Linked DNA regions of Mus musculus: regions 2 and 3 are each linked to region 1. A link is a loop called in an ENCODE intact Hi-C map of the cell type or tissue named here. Cell type or tissue: left cerebral cortex. All regions are shown on one strand. Each heading gives the region's core, and the rest is flanking DNA. Links, peaks and the distances in the headings are about the cores only. Region 1 has its middle 5.7 kb from the start of Gm41418. Region 2 has its middle 24 kb from the start of Gm30567. Region 3 holds the start of Grin2a (glutamate receptor, ionotropic, NMDA2A (epsilon 1)).

Region 1 (6,794 bases), core at 978-5,977:
GTGAACACCAGGCACACTCAACACCTATCAAATCAAATGACCATACACTCATTTGCATTGCCCACCCCTGGCTCTGCTTTGAGGCAATGTATCTGTGGCTTACGTCTCTCAGAACTCATTCTCAAGGATGCTGTGCCTTTCCACATCTGCTTATTTCATCTTAAAATTCACTGCACTGGTGCTGGAGATACTAGCTTCTGGACCCAAAGAGTCAATGATGTTCAGATATTGCCATGGGAAGTAACTTAAGGCAATCATGGTCTGATCTCCCAATGTCCCTCCATAGTAAGTCCCCACTCTCATTGCCAATATGCATAATGAAACAGCCTCCACTTTCTCCACCTAAGTTTGTACCAAAGCCATCTTCTTCCCACCTCTTCTGTGCCGGCCCTTTTTATATACACTACCTAGGACAAACTGAAAACAGATTGTCTGTGGTGCTATATTGAGGCACATGATGAGTTCTCCATCTCTAAACTTTGGCATTATCAAAACTCAGGGCTGGATGAGTCTTTGCTATGCAGGACCACCCACACATACTTCCTCATGATTCTGGTAACAATCCTCCTTGAGTCATGACAACATAAAATGTCCCCAGATATCTGCACATGTCCCCCAAGTTTGGGAACCTCAATCAATTCTGGTTAAGGATTCCTGTCTTAAAAGTAATCAAGAATAATTAGAACATCTACCTCAATTGGAACCCTAAAAAGATCCCTGTCTGGAAAAAAATAATAAATACTGATATGGACTCAGGGAGAAAGGGGCACATACACCCATCAATGGGATATAAACTAGTACAGCCACTATGGAAACCAGTATGACGGGTCCTCAGAAGGTGAAATAGATCTGCCATTCAACTCTATAACTCCTCACCCATATGCAAAGGAATAAAAGCCAGCATACATACGTGCATACATACTTATTGCTGCACTGTGATAGCCCAATGGCCCAGAAATGGGATTGCACTAGATGTTCATCTACAGAATGGATAAAGAACACATCATACATGCATACACACACATGTGTGCACATACACATGCATGCATGCATATTCACACACCCACAATTGGATTATTTATTCTTCAATGACAAAGAACTAATTATGCCAGTTGCAGGATAAAAGTGAAGATCATTACACAATCATCTGGAATTAGAAAGACTGCATATTTCCTCTCATAAGCAAAATCTAAAAAGGAAAAAAGCAAGGAGAGCTGATCATAACCAATGCATGTAGGTTGGAAAATGTCACAACGAAATTTCTGATCTCACACAAGGAATGTGTGCTAACAAGAAAGGAGTGACACCCAATTTTTTAATATTTTTTTTTAAAAAACTGAAAAGTATCATTAAAAGTTTTTGTACTGAATGAAATTTGAGCCAAGTTGTAATAATATCCTGGGATACACTCCTGTTCTAGAGTATCAAGGGATGGGGCAAGGGAGACAACTTGGTTGGTAGAATGTTTGTCTGAGTTTGATCCCTAACACCACAAAAAACAGATGTGATGGCGCATGCCCACAATTCCAATTACCTGGAACATGGAAGCAGGAAGACCAGAAGTCCTAGGCTATCCTATGCTACATAGCGAACTGAAGGCCACCCTGGACTACCTGAAAACAAGTCTCAAAAATGGAGCAAAGGGAATATGGGAATAAAGCCAAACAGAGACATTTACAGTTCACCTTTGTGATGGTGAATCGATTGTCAACTTGACTCTAGAATCACCTAAAGGCAAGCCTCTGTCATGGCTATGGGGATTATCTAGATTAAGTTGAAGGAGATACAAAGATTCACCTTAACCGTGGGTGGCACCATGACATGGGCGGGGTCCTGGGCTGAGTATAAAGGGGAAATCCAGATGAAGACCACCAGCACTTGCCTCCTTCTGTTTCCTGGCTGTGGATGCAAAGTCACAAACTCCAGCTGCCTTGACTTCTTGCCCCAGTGGACTACAATCACAAACTATGAGTCAGAATAAGCCCTTTCTCCCTTAAATTGCTTTTGCCGTGGTATTTTATCACAGCAACAGGAAACAATAACTAATACCCAAATGACTCAGGGCCACCAAGGCGTTACGTAAGATCATCCCTATTCCCCCCTGCCCTCCCGCAGCCAACTCCTGCTGGAGCTTAGAGAGGTGGGGAAAAGGGTGATGCTGCTTTGGGAGTGTAGAGTTTGTAGCAATGGAATACAATTTCAAAACATGGAGAGTGAACAGTGGCTGAGCTTCCTCAAACAGCCCTCAGGATGGCTAGTCTTTTCATTGTAAGAAGTGGCTGTAGCTCCTAAACTTCATGTCACCTCACCACTGGCTCTACAGTCACTCATCTCCAAAACCAAAAGTTATTCACCACTCAGACTGGTCCTTTCTGCCTAAGATCATCTCCCTTATTGAAGTAGTGGAAAGCTCTCAGGCGGTGTGGGGAAAGGGGACAGCCACAGTGTCACCATCCACCTGCCCTGAGACCTCCTTCCATGAGCTCAGTCCTCATGGGCATTTTCTTTCCACAATTAGAGGTACAGTCAGACACATCCCTTCATTTGTGAAATGATGCTTGGTCTCAGGGCACACATGGATTACTCCTGTCTGTTCCTCTCGTTATTAAATACTCATCTTGCAAGAGCCTGGAGACCTGGTACTTATTTTTTAGGCTAGTTCTCGGCTCTGAAATGGACACTGCTAAGATAATTAGACCTTGCCTTGAGGACCCTGTTCCACAACCTCCCTCAAAGGGTTGTCATTGTTTTCTCTGGCCTTCGTGCTGGAACAGCTCTTCTGCTTAGCTGGGCCATATTTCAATTTAATTGTCCTGCCCATGGCATGCTCGCTGTCTCGCATGCTGGCAAGAGAATGAATTAGGGAAAGTTTCCTGTTCTGTCTCGTGGTCTTCTCCTCCCTTTTTCTATGTTTAGCTCCTGTGTGGGCACTTGGCTGGTGCCAAATACAACTTATTGCTTTAATTCCCATTTTCATGAGACATTTTCTTTGCTGAGAGGGAAGCGCAGAGCTAGAAGATGCTGAAATGTGAGCTCCCATGTCTGTCTCCCCTCTGTGCACTCATAGGGCTTGTCAAATTTGGGGAAAGATGTCTTCTACCAAGAGAAGAGCAAGTGCTCCTCAGGAAGACTGCAGACAGACAAAGGAATCCCATCCTTGCTATTGTTCTCCCTTGGGCAACATCCCCTGCACATCTGCTGGGGGGCATGCGCAGCGCAGCACAGCTCAGGCTAAACCACTGTTCTTGCCTTGAGAAAGTAGAGTTGACATGGAAGTGACATCATAATCTGGTATTGTACATGGGTCTTGAGAACAGGAAAAGACCTGTGGTGAGAAGCAGCCAGGTTTCCATTTCTGGAGTCTAAGTGTGACCTGTGTGGCTCACAAGGAAAGTGAATCTGGACAAGTTATTTCTTCTTGCCTGGCCCCTAGAGTTGGAGCTTTGGATGTATCACATAACTTTTGTGCACTATTTCTGGGAACACATTAAACAAATGTCTCCTCGAGGCTGATAGGAAATGATGACAGAACAAAGCAACAGTGACAGGGAAGTTTGACCTGGTGACCCAACTAGGCCTACTGTGGCTCCCAACACTGACAGGGACTCGGTGACCAGATTAGGCCTATTGTGGCTCATTACGGGAGTGCAAATGACACAAAGGCAGCCATAGCAACAAAAGCTCACCCCACCAAGGGCAACAGTTCTCAAAAGCTGACACCCTGCAACTCTCTGAACAACTTGCAGACTGCTCAGCAAATCAGTCTCCTCCCTTAGAAGCTATTCCTGTGTCCCTAACCATGGGGCCAGACCTTGTGAATCATAGAAGTTTCAACTTTCTGGGCGTGTCAAGTTTGTTTACTTCCGGAGTTTCTCAGGCTTCTTCCAGGATGGAATATTTCAGCTCAGAGTAAACTGCAATACAACGGTTCTCTACTCCTCTATTTGTTTGTCCATAGAATGGAGCCATAATAGTCATTCCTCTATGGAGCTACACTAGAGATGTAATCACATACATAGTGGGTGGGTACTCCATAAGGCTAGCTGTTATCTCAATGGCACCACATGGCAAGACTTCGTCTAATATCCTTTTCAATATGGGAAAAACTAAAGCTGGGGTGGATTCTGTTGCCTAAGATTCTGCACCAAGTAAGTAGCAAGCCTAAGATAACGAAGGCAGCTCTGTAGGATGAAGCAGCCAGCCAGGCTTTGGACTAGAGTTCAGTAGCTTTTAAGGACACCACTTGAGTGTCTGTCCTGTGTCCTACTGTGTGAAGACAAGCAGAGGTCCAATTTCCTCCCAGCACCTTTCAATCTCTTCTTCATCCACACAGGGATGTGTCTTCTCTTTATCACCTTTCCCTCCTCACATCAGCAACTCAAGCAAAGACAGCCTCAGCCATCACAGGAATCCTAACCACACCCAGTCTTTCCTCTCACACTGGCTCTCAAACCCATTGCTTAGCATAGCCACCACTTGGCCACTCAAGTCCAAAGCTTTATCCTCTGACTCCTTTTGGTTTTCAGATATCTGCCTTTGCGATGGTTTGAATAAAAATGGCCCCCATTTGCCCATAGTGAGTGTCAGAATTAGGAGGAGTGATCTTATTGGAGGAAGTGTTTCACTAGGGGTAGGCTTTGAAGTGTTAGAAGCTCAAGCCAGGCCCAGTGTTACTCTATCTTCCTGCTGCCTGTAGATCTACATGTAGGACTTCTGGCTACTTCTCCAGTATGATGTCTGCTTGCATGCTGCCATGCTCCCCACCATGACGATAATGGACTGACCCTCTGAACTGTAAGTCAGCCCCAATTAAATGTTTCTCTTTATAGGAGTTGCTATGGTCACGATGTCTCTTCACAGCACTAGAAACCCTGATGTCTCCTTCTTGTCATTTAAAGCATTTAAGCTTTGAGAGGATTTAGCAACAAGTTCCCTCTGACCCGTCTCCTATTTTTATACTTGCACTGTTTATATAACTACCAAGTTATATTTTTTCATGTTTGAATTTCTCTCAGCTAGGCTAGAGAGCCCTAAGAAGAGAGACCTAGCCTGTTTTGTTTATCTATCTTCCAAACCTTGAATGAAGCCTGGTGTCTAGTATACAAGTGCTCAGTAAATATTTATATCTTAACAACATACAAATGAGGAGTTTCTCTGACTTTCACCCTTCCTCTCTCTGCATTCTAATCTTTTTAACTCATTATTCACATAATATGAATGTTAGTTATTTGTAACCAGTAGGCAGAGCCCTAGTACTCTTAAAGTGTAATGTAGAATTCTCAGTTCTGCAATGTGCCATGTGATGGTACCTCTGAAATGTTTACCCTGAAAACGGCCCCCTGTCTCCATGAATACAAATGAAGATGGGTCGCTTGACAATTACCTTCAAAGAATCTGCAGCATGTCTGTAATCACCGGCAGATTCTCCAGGCTCAGTCTCTGATGTGCGCCCCTAAATTCACTTCATTAGTTTTAATTATCCCTGCCATGAGCAAGTGAAGACTTTAGAGCTATTTTAGAAATGGAATTAGCAAACTTGGAGACTGGATAACTTCCTCCAAGGTGTTTAGCTCTAATTGTCCTCAAGTTGAGAAGAAACAGGGAGCAGCCACTTCTCTAGGGCTGGGTTCACATTGCCTATTGGAGAGGATGACAAGTCTCCCCATTTGTCTGGGCTCACGAGTACAAAATGACCCCAGCCCACACTGACCCTAGCCCTGGCTGTGCCTTTTCTACCTTCACCTGTGACATGAATCTGAGTCTAGAAACATTTCTGTGGCTATATCATGAGCACACGTGTACACACACACACCTGCAAATGCTATCACTAGTAGCAGCAGCAGCCCTCCATCCCTCCAATCTCTGCCTCTCTCTGTGTCTCTCCCTGTCTCTCTCTCTCTGTCTCCAATAAACACATGTACTTAATCACATTTTACCACCAGCAGCACTACCACACTGTAGTATACACCACTTATCAACTTTGATTTTATCTGTAAGAGGCCTTTGGAAGGGTCTCATCATTCTCAAGACAACTCTCTACCTTCCATTCAGCAGCTAACATGCTCTTAAAAAGAAAAAAGAAGAGTCCCTTTATACCCTGCCCTTCCCAGGGCCCTGCACAAGTTCCTTCTCCTCACTGTGGCTCAAGTCTTTACCTTATGCCCTAAATGCCCTCTGATATCATCATGCATTGCTAACCTACCCCAACGTTCTGGCCTGAGTACTTCTGGAACCCAGCACCCCTACCAAACTTACCTATGTGCTTGTCTTCCCTCAACCCAGAACACACTTGCAGCAAATGTTTCTATGTGGCAATTTCTTCAGTTCCCTTATGTCAGTACTTGCCCACCTGCTCTGAGCAGTATGCCCACATCGCCCTATTGAAATCGTAACCTCCGTTGTTTTCATTCTATCTTGATTTTTCTTCTATGATATAGCATCATCATCTCACAACACTATGTTAATCTAAATGTTTTAAATCATCTTATGTTGCCTAAGAATGTGCTAACCAGAAACTTGGAGAAAAGAAAGGGAAATTCAGTTTTAGCACCTCTAGAAAGACAGAGGCTATCTCTCCAAGGAATGTCTATCATCCAGTGAGAAAACACTGGGCTTCATGGATGCTCAGTTAAAAGAATCTTAAAGAAACAAAGAGCCACATCTCATGAAGAAATGACAAGGATGGCAATAATTAGTGTTATGTAAGTTGAATGCATTGTGTCAAAGTCTGTCTGTAGGCAATCATTTAAGATATACATTCTTGTTTTATGATTGAGGCAGTCTCCTGTACCGCA
Region 2 (6,794 bases), core at 837-5,836, 240 kb after region 1:
CTGAGCCCTATGCAGGTGACCAAAGAGCTACTGGATGAAGTCCCCATCCTCTGAATGGAGTCCAAACTCCGTGTAAGAATGAACTGTCCATCCTTCTGCCTTCATCCCTGGGGACCCCACATTCCCCAATACATGTGCACCTGCTCCTAAGGCACTCGCACCAGAGCCCAGCCTGGAGAACTTCCTGTTGCTTCTCGTGTGCACTTCCTACTCCCTCTCCTCTGTAACCCAGCTCATGTGTCACTTCCTGCCAGAAGACTTTCACTGCTGTCCCATCTCCAGTGGGAATAGATGGCTCCCATGGTGTCCCCCTTATCTTTCCAGATTATGTCTGCCCCACACTTGAAACTTGTCCACGGTCCAGCCTGGAGCCCCACACATAGATTTGAGGGCATCTGGGAGTTTGTTTCTGAGCAACGCACGCTGACCAGCGTAAGGGGGATTTCACAGATACTGTGGATTCTAGTATAACATAAACACCACAGGGAGCTGGGAATGGCCTGTGGAAAGAGCACAATAGTAGCCAACTTTAACTACACTTTAAAAAGAGACTGAGCTCCCTCAGCAAGTGTCCAGGTCCCAACCCTGAGGGTATCCAGGCAGAAGCAGGAGGGGACACTCAGGAAAGTCAGTCCTTTCTGAAATGTGCAGGTGATGTTCTGATGTCCTCATCTACACTCTCGACCTTGCCCATGGGTCCAGGTTAATGACTGTGGCACTGAACAGGTACCTTTGTGTGCCATGCACACACATACAGAGCAACCCCCTCTTTTATATCAAGCACAGAAGAAAATGGGTACTGAGTTGGAATAATTGATCCCTAGCCTGAGATAGAGGAACGGGGTATTTGTAGACACTCTGTAATTAAATCCCATTTTCCTGATGCGAATGTCAACCACATATGTCCATTTTCAAAAGTACATTTTCTCTTGTGATCTTTGCTTTTTCAGTCATGAGGTAAGCAGTGAACTGAGCCAATGGTCCTCAGCTCGAGTTAAAAATCTGCTGGGCTTGATGTCTCTGAGGATTTTATCTTCATCTTCCTTCCTCCCTTTGGCTCGGCTCTGTGGAGTTTATGAGACTCGTGCTCCATTATCCATGGGATCAGCACTTCTTGTTTCAGCTTGGTTTTAGACAGAAATCACAAAGATACAATAAAATATTAAAGTCCTTGGCACCAACACTGAGCACAGAGAGGCAAACCCCTTCCAGAGAGCCACCCTTGCCAGCAGCACCATCACATGAGCCCTTAACTGGGCTCTACACAGTAGAAGCACAAAGTCTCAAGTTCACAGATGAGAAACGGGGCATTGGCACACTTGGAAATGCCTCCATGGCTGTCTGTTCAAAGATGATGCTCAATTTCATTTCTGTTGGAGTTATAGGATATCCTGGCCAAACACAGCCCTGTGTAGGAAGGGGTTTATTCATCTTAGAATTCCAGACTTCAGTCCATCATTGAGGAGAAGTCGAGGCAGGAACTCAAGCAGCACACCCACGGGGAAATGCAGAGAGAGGAGCTGGAAAGATGGCTCACAGGTTGAGTGCATACAGCTCTTGCAAAAGACCTGAGTTTGAGTCTCAGCACCCACATCACATGACTCTAACCTCCTCGGGCACAAGCCCATACACAGACTTACATAATTTAAAAGGAAATAACTTTTTTAAGAGCAGAAAGAAACAACTGCACCTGTGCTTAACTGCTATTGCTTCATTCAACCTTCTCCTGTTCTATACTGACCAAGACCTCCTGTCTAGGGAATGGTGCCACCCATGGTGGGCTGGGTCTTTCTACATCAATAAAGAATCAAGACAATCCTCCATAGACATGTCCACAGGCCAACCTGATCTAAAGAATTCATCAGTTAAGGCTCTCCTCTCAAGTGACCCTAGATTGTGGAATGTTGACAGTTACAACTAGTCAGTACAGACAGTATGTAAAGACTATAATCTACCAACACAATGATGATTATTATCCTAGGACAGAATAGTGTGGCTCAAAGATGTCAAGTAACTCATCAAAAGCCATACAACTGACGCAAAGTAGAGCAGAAGGACGGGGGAGAAACTGGTGAAGAAAGTGCTTGCCTTGCTAGCGTGAGGACCTGAGGTCAATGTCCAGAACTTGCACAGAAAAGCTGGGCATGATTGGCAAACACTTATAATCACAGTGCTGGTGAGATGAGGACAGGCAGATCCCTAAGTCTGGCTGGACAGACAGCCTGTATGGTGAGTTCCAGGCCAGTAACGGGTCCTACAATAACAAAAATAACAAGGTAGACAGTGCTGGAGAGCAACAACATGTTGATCTCTACCTTCTACATGTACATGAGTTAACACAAATATACACATATGTGAACATTCATACACAAAATAAAGAAAAGCAAGCAGGGCCTTGAACCAAGGTAGAATCCAGCATCTATGGTGAAAACATCAGGTAGGGTTTACTGAGAACCCACTGTGTGCTATTTATCCTTGATTAGTTATTCCTCCTAACAGTCCAATGAAGAGATTGCCCACTTCAGAGATGAGGGAACTGGGATGTAGAAGTTTGGTGTATTACTGGTCGCTGCTCAGTTCGACTAAAGGGACCAGACTGAATCCCAGAGCATCTGGCTTCTAATCCTTGCTTTTTGTGTCTGGCCTCCCTAGATACAGCAACAAACCAAAATCTAAGAACAGACTCTGGGTTTAAGGAGAGTGTCCTCTCAGGTGCCAAGGATGGGTGGATGCAGGAGCCAGGATTTGCCTGCACTGGTTTTTACAGCTTTACCATTATAGCCTTGTGTTTCGGATACCGACCTTGAAGCCCAAGGACATCTTAGCTGGAACCAGAGCTGTTTTGCTAAGAAGCACCACACTGAGAAATGCTTCTCATGCATGCCCCATCCTCATGAGGGGCTGTCTGCCTCAAAGAGCTGAATCAGGAGCTTAATTTAATGCTGCAGAGAGCTGTGTGGGCTGAGCCTCTGTAGGCTCAACCTGAAGAGAGTGTGCTTCAGCCACAGAATGCAAGCTACTGGTGCAGGCAGGCAAAGGAACCCAGGCTCCGAGTCAGAGATCTCAGGTCAGGCTGCTGCTTTGCTGCCGACTCACTGAATGACACAGGACAAGGCACTCTACATTTCTGAGCCTTGAGTGTGGTGATCCAACTCCTTGCCTCAGCACCCCAAGGATACTGCACCACAGAATAGAGAGCTACACCCTGTGACCTGGCGTGCACTCCCTCTGCACATAAGAGCTCCTATCTATGTGACTAGCTTGCAGGTGACTACGCTTTTTTAGGTTTTCAGCAGAGTGCTCTAACACTGAGCTACCTCCCAGCCCTGGATGGGAACCGTATCCATTACTCTTCTCACTGCTTCAGCAGAATGCCTGGCAAACGCTGCTCTACAGAACCGGGGTCTATTTTGGCTCATGGTGGGAGCGTGGTGAGTCCATCACATCTGGGAAGCAGGGGCAGCAGAGATGTGAGGTCACTGCTCAGTCACATTGCATCTGTAGTCAGGAAGCAGAGAGGTGAGTGCCAATTCCAGGCTTGCTTTCTACTTCTCATGCATCTCAGGACCCCAGTGAATGCAATAGTACCTGTTGGCTCACAGACAATTCCACTAGGCTCCTCCTAGGGACCTAGCAACAGGGACCAAGGAATAATTTGTATCACCACCTGCCACCACTGCCTGCCAGGTGCGAGCCAGGTGCGAGCCAGGTGCTGCAGCAGCCACAGCAGCAGCAGCATATAAAGAGGACTGCTCCCTACCCTAGCCCCACTTCTCTCTCCCTCTCTCCACCCGCTTCTCACTCTCTCTCACTCTGTGTTCTCATGTGTTCCCGGCCAGCTTCTCTTTCTCTCTTTCTGTCCCACTCTGTCCCCTCTTTCTCTGCCCTTGTGGCTCTATCTGCCTCTACTCCTCCTCCAGGTCCTCACTTCACTCCCTTCCCAACTAATCTCTTATACCAGGTGTGTCACATGACTCGATTTCTCAGGGAGACACCTTGGCATGGGCCTGCCTGGTATTCCCTTACCCCCACTGATGCATTATATTTTATAACAGTGCCACCATATTTAGGATGGATCATCCAACCTCAGTTAGCCAACCTAGATAATCTCTTACAGGCTTGCCCAGGAACTTGTTTCCAAGGTGATTCTAGATCATGACAAGGCTACAATCACTATTAACCATCACAAGAACCATTTTATTTATCACAACAGCCCTACAGATTGCTGTAAGCGAAGTCTATAGAACTGGGGTGGCAATAGACACTTTCAGTTTAACACTTGGGAGACTGAGGCAGGAAAATTATGAGTTCTGGGTCAACCTGGGCTATATTGTGAAATCCTGTCTCCAAATGCTTAAAAATAAAAAGTAAAAGAAAAATAATAATAAGTTAAGTTTGTCAGGAAAATAAAGGCACAAAGGCTCATGCATATAACAGCATAGTTACACACCATGAAAGCTAGACCTCAAGGTTGCAAAAAATCAGCCTTCTTCTCAGGTCTCATTCATTTCTCAAGGGGCTTGGCAACTGACACTTTAGTCCAGTTCACATGTTTACCCAACACGTAGCTACTGAGTACTTATTTCAGGCCAGGTACTACGTGAGCAGTCAGATCAGGAGCAATGGAGACTGCTGGTCTTTGGTCTCCGTGGACTTGAAATACCACATCAGGGAATTCAGTTGTGGTAAAATGTCATCATGCTGAGAATGTGGACAAGGTGTTGGCAGATATGGATGGGACACACTCAATTCCCACAACAGAGAGTCCAGGGTTGGCGACACAAGGAGAAGCAAGAGAAGCAATGTCAAGTCTGTGGACTGACTGGGAAGTGGAAGCTGTTGTTGAAGTAGAAATGCCAGAGGGGAGATGAAGTCATGGCCGAAGTCATCTGAGTTTTGGGAAAGTATGAAGGCTGCCTGCATATGCTTTCCCGAGGTGAGGAAGGTAGGTAAGTGAAAGCCAGGGGTTCCACATGTCCTACAGTACAGAGCTCTGAGAACACAGAGACAGGGAACAGGATGTTTGGAACATTGAGCTGGACTCAATCTTGATACTAAAGTTCAAAAATAAGGGGCTCAGGTGGAAGAGTGCTTGCTTAACATCCATGAAGCAAGCCCTGGGTTCCATGCCTAACCCGCATAAGCCAGGTATAGTGGTGCACACTTACTGTTCCAGCACTTGGGAGGTAGGGGCAGGAGGATCAGACGTTCAATATCGTCCTTGGCTACATAGGGAGTTGGAGGACAGCCTGGGCTAAATGAGACTCTGCCTCAAAACAATCAAACAGAAAGGAACGGGGAAGAGCACTCTACTATATAACAATAATACTGACAACACCATAGTGTGGTGTAAGGTCCGTGGTGCTGTGAAAGGAATCCCAGAGGCCATAGAAAAAAAAGAAAGTAACAAACTCAGAAGAACTATGACCTTTCCCGAAGGCACAAGGACAGACGCAAGGGTGTTGAGCCAGAGACCAACACAAGGAATCCTCTAAGGCAGATGTAGTGGCACAGACCTGACATCCTAGCTATTTGAGAGGCTATGCAGGAGGATGTGAAATTCAAACAAGTTTATGGTCGGGCTGTGCAACGCAATGAGACTCTGTTTCTAAAGAAAGAAATACAAAGGGTGTTTGGAACACAGCTCAATGGTGGAGCACTTGCCTAGCATGTCTTGCTAGGCCCTAGGCCAACCAAACACCACTACAAAGCAAGAAAAACAACCCAAAGGAGACAGAAGGAAGCCAAGATGAGAAGATGCCCTGACAAGTTCAGAAGCTAATGAGAGACTCCAGAGAGGATGGAGTGTGAGGGGCTGGTTCCCCAATCCCAGCTCTACTGGCATCTGAGGCTGTGTCCTGTGGTGGGATGGGCACCGGGTGCTTACCAGCATCCCTGGACTCTGCTCAGTGAATGCCAGAGGACAGCATAACTCAGTAAGCTTGCTTTACAAGACCACTGTAAAGAGAGGAGAAAGGAGAAGGGAGAGGGAGGTGGGCATGAAGAAGCAAGGTGCATCCACACATCTCAGTTGACTGCCTGTAATCGCAACACTCAGAGGGAAATAAAAGGATTGTGAGTTGGAGACCAAACATTACAAGACAGAAGCGCAAGAGCTGAGGGCTAGGGGGTGTAGCATAGTGACAAAATACTTGGTTACCTCGTCTAAGACTGGGCTTCCATCCCCAGCCCTGTAAAAGAATTTTTAAAAGCTGAACTTCTATTACACTTAAGCCTTTATAAGGCTGAAACTCACACCTGTGGCAGCACTTGATCCTTTTCAAGAGGTGTGGCAAGGTGGCCTCAGGATTGTAATTAATTGTCCTGCTTGAGGACTGGAGTTCAATACACAGCGCCTCACCAGGAGACTCACAACAACCTGTAACTCCAGACTCAGTGGATCCGATGCCTTCTTCTGGACTCCATAAGGACCTGCCTATACCTGCACATGCATATATAGATACACACATACATATAAATATCAATATATCTAAAAACCAAATCATGGCTTCCATTCTACATTCTCTTCCCAAGTGACTGCAGGGGTATGGTCTTTACAGGTCACAGTCAAGAAGGAACCCCAAGGAAGAGTTGCTTTCTTCAGGAGCAGCACCAATACCGTAAATCCACATGTCTGCTCAGAGCCTGCTAGGAGAACACTGTTAAATCTTTTCTAAAAAGACCAATACAAGAAGAGACTAGACAAGTGTCAAAGTGAACCACACCCAGGTTCCTCTTTCTTGTATCCATGCATCTTGATGTCACCCCTCTACTGAAAACCCACTGTTTCTGTC
Region 3 (6,794 bases), core at 1,795-6,794, 720 kb before region 1:
CTTCCTTCCTTCCTTCCTTCCTTTCTTCTTTTTCTTTTTCTTTTTCTTTTTCTTTTTCTTTTTCTTCTTTTTTTTTTGAGCAGGGTTTCTCTGTGTAGCCCTGGCTGTCCTGGAACTCACTCTGTAGACCAGGTTGGCCTCAAACCCAGAAATTCGTCTGCCTCTGCCTCCCAAGTGCTGGGATTAAAGGCGTGCGCCACCAACGCCCAGAGAGACTTCATCTCAAAAACCAAACTCAAACCCAAAAAACCTAAATAAAATAAAACAAAAACAAAAATATGTGTTTGTGGCCCCACATCTGGTGTTCTGATAGAATAAGGTAAGCATGAATATTTTTTAAAGTTTTTTTTATTTTAAATTTTTACTTTAAATTTTGTGTATATTGGTTGTGGGTTTGTGTTCCTGAGTGCAATGCCCATGAAGGCCAGAAGAGGGCATTAGACCCTCTGGAGTTGTCATTAAATGTGATTGAGAGCTGCCTTCCATGGGTGCCAGGAACTGAACCCCTGTCTTCTAGAAGAGGCTGAGCCATCTCTCTAGCCCAGCATGCTAAATTTAAAAGCCCCACAGTCTACAGCTCACATCTGTTTATTAGAGAAGACTGGGCACCAATGTGTTTATTTGTACAGAAAGCTAGCAATCCAGTAATTGCAAATAAACAGGGACCAAAGACATGGTCCCATGGGAAAAATTACTAACCACACAACCGCACAAGCCTAACAACTCAAGTTCTGTCCTTGGAACCAATGTAAAAAGGCAGATATGGTGGTATGAACCTGGAATATTAACACTTTTCCTGTGAGATGGGAGGCAGACACAAAAGTAGCCCCTGGAAGCTTAGCTGACAGCCAGACTAAGATACACAGCAGCACAGTACAAGACAGACCCCGCCTCGGCAAGGTGCAAGGAGCAAATGATTTCTGAAAATTGCCCTGTGACCTCCACATGGCATGGCATGTGACACTCTCTTCCCATAAATAAATCTTTTTAAAAGTACAAAAAGAAAGAAAGAAAGAAAGAAGGAAAGAAAAAGAAAGAAAAAAAAGAAAAGAAAGAAAGAAAAGAAAAGAAGAGAAGAGAATAAAAAAGGCTTTTGTTTTTTCTCCAGGCACTTGAAGAGAGAAGGGTGAGACTCTGAGCCATCCATTGTCATTAGAGAACAAGCCAGTGAACAATGCAGTGACCACTGAGTTGCATTTGTGTGCAGCCAACAGAAGGAACACAGCTACTATGTGGCATTTGAAGTCAAGATTACAGTTTCTGCCACTGGAGCCCCCTCTTTAGCCTTGGTTTCACTTTTCACTCTGAGGCAAGGTCTCAATAAATTGCCCATGCTGGCCTTGAACTCACTCTGCTGCCCGTGGGTACCCTGCACTTGATTTCCCCACCCCGGTCGCCACATTGGCCACACCACTAGGCCTGGTTTTCCCACTGTGTTCATTCTTTATGATTTATGTTTCAGGCCTTTGCTTGTTCTCTAGATAGCTTTTAAAGATGGGGCTTGCTCTGCCTAGGCTGCACAGCCTCCTTAGTAGCTGGGGCTGCAGGTGTGCATTTATCTGAGCTAAGGCAGTGTAACATTCTCAAGTTCTCAGGTCAGAGTCTTGCATGATATCCATGCAAGAGAGAGGCCCAGCTTAGCCCGGCTCAGTCCAGCCCATTCACAGCCCCAGTAAATGGACCATTGCTCCAGTTTCTGCCTCTGTTGTATCACATTGCCCACCCCCATCCCCTTTTCCTTTACCGTCCAGATTCTGTCTGCTTCCTTGTTTTCTTTTGTGTAAAACCCCAGGGTATTCCACACACAACATCAGCTCCACAATAAACCCACGGGTCTCCAGGACCAGGGGCTCCTTTCTGTAGCCATATCGATCCCCCCTGGATGAGTTACTTTAGAGGGCTCTCATTTTTTCTTGGGTACCTACTACGTGTCAGGTTTTGTTAAATCTTTGACCATTGTCTTTTTATTGCAAAATAACCCTGAGAAATGGCATTTATTTATTTATTTATTTATTTATTTATTTATTTATTTTTACTGCTGTTGCTCGCCTGCTTTTTCAGATTATCAGTCATTAAAGGAGGAGGGTGACTCCTGAGTTTGGCAGACCTGCAATAACAAAAGCTACTACTCAGTATAGGAGTCCAAGAAGTTTCTTACAGTTGGTTCTCTGAACAAGGTGAAGTAGGCTCTGTGTTTGTTAGGGGCAGCTTCTGGCTGGGCTAGGAGCTGGCTAGCCGGCTAGCTGGCTAGCTCTCTGAGATTTTTTTTTTTTTTTTTAAATAAAGATCCGGATGCAATTCTATTCTTATGACTTAATCACTGTGGAGGCCAGTACTCTTAATACTTAGGATTTTAACATATGCATTTGGAGCATAAACATCCAGGTGACATGAGGCATCAAGGGAAGGGAAGAAAGGCAGAGACAGGTGTTGGGATTCAAGTGACTGACCGTACAAAGGTCAAATGTAGACATCTAACAAGGAGCCTCATGCCCAGCTGCTAGAATTGGAGCCAGTCAGTTTTCACAGCCAGTTAGCCCCAGGCTCTTGGCTTATCCGTTCTGGTGACTTAGAAGAGGCAACCACAGGGTTACGTTTTGTCTCGAACAACTTAGAGAAGGAAGCAGCAAGTGTGTATGTGTGTCTGTGGGTGCGCGTCTGTGTGTGTATGTGTGTGTATGCGCGCGCGCACGCGTGTCTGTGCTTGGAGAGAGTATATATGTTTCTGATTTTAAGCTCCCGGCTCTCTGACATCAGAGTGGGTTCCCATATCAGGGTGGTGAGGCATTGAGAGAAGCATCCTGGGCGGGTGTGTGCGTGTCGGCGTGCCTTGCGTGGAACAGAGATTGCTGCACCCAGCGCCAGGCACTGGAGGAGGAGGAATCCGTAGCAGAGATCTGAATAATTGATTCTTCAGCAGCACCAGACGCCCGGGAGCGGGCGGAGAGCGTGGTTTCAGCACCAAGGTTGCGCGCCACCGCAAGCTCCCCCCGTCACCAGCCAGACACCTAGGTCGGCCTTGTTCCGCTGCCGCCGTGCGCTCCAGAAGAGGGTGGCCGCGCTCCGCGTCGCCGCCTAGGGACTGCGGGGTCTGCCTTGGCCCGCCTCCGGGGTGGGCGGCTGCAGGCGGACCAGAGCTCCAAACAACGTCGGATTGCGCGGGGGTTGCTGCGTTGCGTCTCGCTGGCTGAGAACAAGTCCTAAGTTGCTGTGGTGGGCGCCTCTGCTTTCCTCTATCCTCCTAGGCGACCGCAGCAGAAGCGTGCCCTAGGATCCTGGCTTCTCCAGTGTTGTGAACCGCGGTGGCCAGGCTCTTTCCTGGGCTCCCGCTGACCAAGTGAGGAACCGAACGCCCAGCTCGGAGCTGGCCCTTCAGCGAAAGGGCCAGGAGGGAGCTGCGGTCCTCTGCCTGCGCCCTTCTCCGCCAGGGACCGCGGGGATCCCCGGCCACACGCGCGCGCGCGCTCCCACACTCACTCACACACACACACTCACACACTCACGCACGCCAAGCAGGAGCAGGACTGCGGAGAGGGTGTCCAGGCGCGCTCAGAGGACCTGGCAGCCGCTGTCCGGAGTGGAGCATAAAGCTGAGCCAGGGCTCTAGGAGAGAGGCTCCTGGGGTGCTGTGCCTGAGCATGGGGCCGGATGAGCTCTGAGAGTCGCGGCGGCAGCAATCAGCCCTGGAGATGACCAGGGGTGGCCACTGCTGAGAACTATGTGGAGAGAGGCTGCGGTGAGTGCTGGCGCGGGACGCCGAGCCTGGGAGGGCCCTGTGAGAAGCTGGTGGGGGGAAGGTATGGATAGGAGGGGGCGGCAGGACGCACAAGAGGGTCGCTACGTGGGAGTGATCACACCTCCCTCGGGGATCCGGGACCGCGGGAGCCCGCGTCCTTCCCTCCCCCTCTTCTCCTCCCGGCTCATAGCAAACTCAGCCAGCGCCCCCTCCTTTCCTGCCCCCCACCCCCCACCCCAGGCTCAGCAGCTCCTGGTCGCACAACTCCCAGTAGCCGGGCGCCGAGGTGGTGGTAGGGGGTGAGGGTGGAGGTTCCCACTAAGCTTCTCGTGGGTGGCCAACCTGGGGCTTCCACTCTCCGGTGCGTCCCTGAAAGGAGCTCTGGTTATCAGCCACAGGAAGTGAAGACCCGCACCGAGGGTGTCATAGGCACCAAGCTCCAGCTCCCTCTCTGGTCGAGCCCCCAGGGTGCATAAGGGGGCTGTGAGCACTGCAGACTGCATCCCTCCCCCCACCTTCCCTTAGCACTGGTGGGCTGACCCTGCCTCTCCATCTCTCCTCCGCCCCGGTTAGAGCCCTGCTGCAGAGCCTCCGGCTGGGATAGCCGCCCCCCGTGGGGGTGATGCGGACAGCGCGGGACAGCCAGGGGAGCACGCAGGGGCCGCAGCATGCGGGAACCCGCTAAACCTGGTGGCTGCTGAGGCGGCCGAGATGCTCGTGCGCGCAGCACGCCCCATTGCATCCTCCACCTTCTCCGGCTACAGGTACGTCCTAGTTGGTGATACGGACTTCCCGGGCCTGGGAGGATATAGGCTCAACCGGTGAAGAGAGAGGAGAGGGTTCAGTAGGGAGATGGGGGGAAAAGAGCGAGGGAGAGAAAACTGGAGAGGGAGAGCCCAATGGCGAGGCGTTGGAGGAGCACCAGGTGGCGCTGCGGCCCTGCACTCCACCTTGCTCACCCTAAAAAGCCAAGGCTGGAGTTTGCCCCAACTTCCCCCGGGGTGCAACAACACCCGAGCCGAAGGGCGCGCGCTTGTACACGCGTGCACGACCGTACAGGCATTTTCAGGCAAGCACTGTTGTGCACCTGGCACAGTGCTTGTGTGCACACCGTCTGAGGACGTTTGAAGGCTCCAGCTGGCCGTGGGCATCTCTAAGGCGGCCTGGGGATATGCGCAGAAAAGCGCGCGTGTCTGTTAGCGTGTGCAGCCCACTGCCCACGTGCATCTAAGATTTGGCTCCAGGGTCTGCAGTGGAAAGACTGAGGAGGGGATGCACACTCCTCATCTATCTGAGAGCTTTTTGGGAGCCTACCCCCACCCCCGCACGTTCTTTGCCAGCTCCCACGCGCTGGCCCACTTGCGGGGTGTTAGGGTGGGGGTGGAAGGCAGAGCTCCTACTCTCCAGAATTCAGCATTTCACACGGCATGAGATTGTATGTTGCTTGTGCGTACCCGTGTGTAGGGGGCGGGTCCAGGGAGGCTTGACATAGAGCTTCTCCCAGCAAGGTAGTGGTGGGGAGTCCGGCCTCAAGTTCCCCTGTGCACCTGAGAGCCCGGGGTCACAAAGAGCACCTACACTTTCAAGCGCTTGTTGTAACCCTCGCATGGGGGGGGGGTGCGGGATCTGCAGCTGGTGGGTGCCACTAAAGGAGCAAGGTCTGTGGCGCACTGGGCGAGCTCCGTGGCGCACTGGGCGAGCTCCCAGGGGGTGGGGTCAGTTAACCCTGTAGGCTCGCCACAGACTCAGGCTGCAGTATGCAGGCACCGCCTCTCACGCTAGGGCTAGTCCGGAGTTCGCTGCTCCTGAGCAGGGGGCGGGGTCGATAACTTGGTCCACGCACTTGCGGAGAGAGAGGGTTGCAAAGAGGGCTTGGCCTGGGCTTCTGATTGTGGGTGGTAGTGGGGTTCATGGCTCTCTGGGAGCCTAGGAGCTGTTGTCTGCGTCAAATTTGGGGAATCTTGTGTGGAATTTGGACCCAGATGGGATTGAGGGAGTCAGCTGGAGACAAGAGAGAAGGAAGGAGGATGCCAGGATGGGCTTGGGGACAGGGATGGCAAAATAGCTCGGCTTGGACTGATACGTGGAGATGGACATGGGTCGAAGAATGTGGATGGCATCAAGGATGAGTATTCTAAAGAGTGACAAAAACAGTCAGAGCTGGTGTCGGGTTTCACATTCGACTCTCAGAGCGGGTGCAGGGGCAGTCTATCCTGTTTCCTGGGCCCCTCACTGACCACCACCTGCCTCTCGCTCTCCTCCACCTTACAGGGACCCTAAGTGGCGACCATGGGCAGACTGGGCTACTGGACCTTGCTGGTATTGCCGGCCCTTCTGGTCTGGCACGGTCCGGCGCAGAACGCGGCGGCGGAGAAGGGTACTCCAGCGCTGAACATTGCGGTGCTGCTGGGTCACAGCCACGACGTGACAGAACGCGAACTTCGAAATCTGTGGGGCCCGGAGCAGGCAACCGGCTTGCCCCTGGATGTGAACGTGGTGGCGTTATTGATGAACCGCACTGACCCTAAGAGCCTCATCACGCATGTGTGCGACCTCATGTCCGGGGCGCGCATCCATGGCTTGGTGTTTGGAGATGATACGGACCAAGAGGCTGTGGCTCAGATGCTGGATTTTATCTCCTCACAGACTTTCATCCCCATCTTGGGCATTCATGGGGGTGCATCTATGATCATGGCTGACAAGGTAAGGCCAGGAGGAGATGGACTGCCAGGGTCCTGGAGGGGTTGTTCTACAAATGGCAGCCACCTCGCGGGGGTGGGGTGGGGTACATCTCCTATTCAGTTGTACACATATACTCAATTCGAAAGCAGGTTAAGTGGCCTCTGACCTTTGTGAGAATTGCTCGGTGTCTGTCTGACCCAGACATGATGGAAACCCTTTGCTTTTGGTTTTGAAGATGGGGTACTCAGATGCTCCTTGGTGTTCCAGGATGAGGACAGAAAACACAACAGTAGGCCAGTGGGTGGTGATGGAATGTTTGGATGTTTTCAAGGAGCTCAAAGACAAGTGTGGGAACACTCGGGTCAATATGGCCCCA

The links. Peaks named below come from ENCODE experiments on the same cell type or tissue, not always from the same donor. Only the 100,000 strongest peaks of a DNase experiment are listed, where the experiment ranks them.
Region 2: a loop joins it to region 1, with 2.5 times the contacts of the local background. A loop is called at or near these places in 3 of 42 quality-filtered maps.
Region 3: it touches region 1 in a loop (2.3-fold over the local background); 2 of 42 quality-filtered maps call a loop at or near these places.

What each region holds. Positions count from the first base shown.
Region 1 is chr16:9,270,906-9,277,699 of GRCm38, reverse strand. No RefSeq gene overlaps it. Among named protein-coding and RNA genes, the nearest start is that of Gm41418, 5.7 kb to the left of the region's middle. In left cerebral cortex, for the core only: no CTCF peak of the experiment used is centred there; a DNase peak (open chromatin) is centred at 2,926; H3K27ac peaks cover 1,364 bases.
Region 2 is chr16:9,027,094-9,033,887 of GRCm38, reverse strand. No RefSeq gene overlaps it. Among named protein-coding and RNA genes, the nearest start is that of Gm30567, 24 kb to the left of the region's middle. In left cerebral cortex, for the core only: no CTCF peak of the experiment used is centred there; a DNase peak (open chromatin) is centred at 2,943; H3K27ac peaks cover 1,473 bases.
Region 3 is chr16:9,991,765-9,998,558 of GRCm38, reverse strand. It overlaps Grin2a (glutamate receptor, ionotropic, NMDA2A (epsilon 1)), which reads left to right and starts at 2,746. Exons shown (of 14, transcript NM_008170.4): 1 at 2,746-3,736; 2 at 4,310-4,500; 3 at 6,008-6,439. The coding sequence starts at 6,026. Gm30668 (a long non-coding RNA gene) reads left to right here. Exons shown (of 3, transcript XR_384651.2): 3 at 1,109-1,350. In left cerebral cortex, for the core only: CTCF peaks have their summits at 4,659 (motif pointing right) and 6,131; DNase peaks (open chromatin) are centred at 5,772, 6,161, 6,404, 6,638 and 6 more places; H3K4me3 peaks cover 4,501 bases; H3K27ac peaks cover 4,518 bases.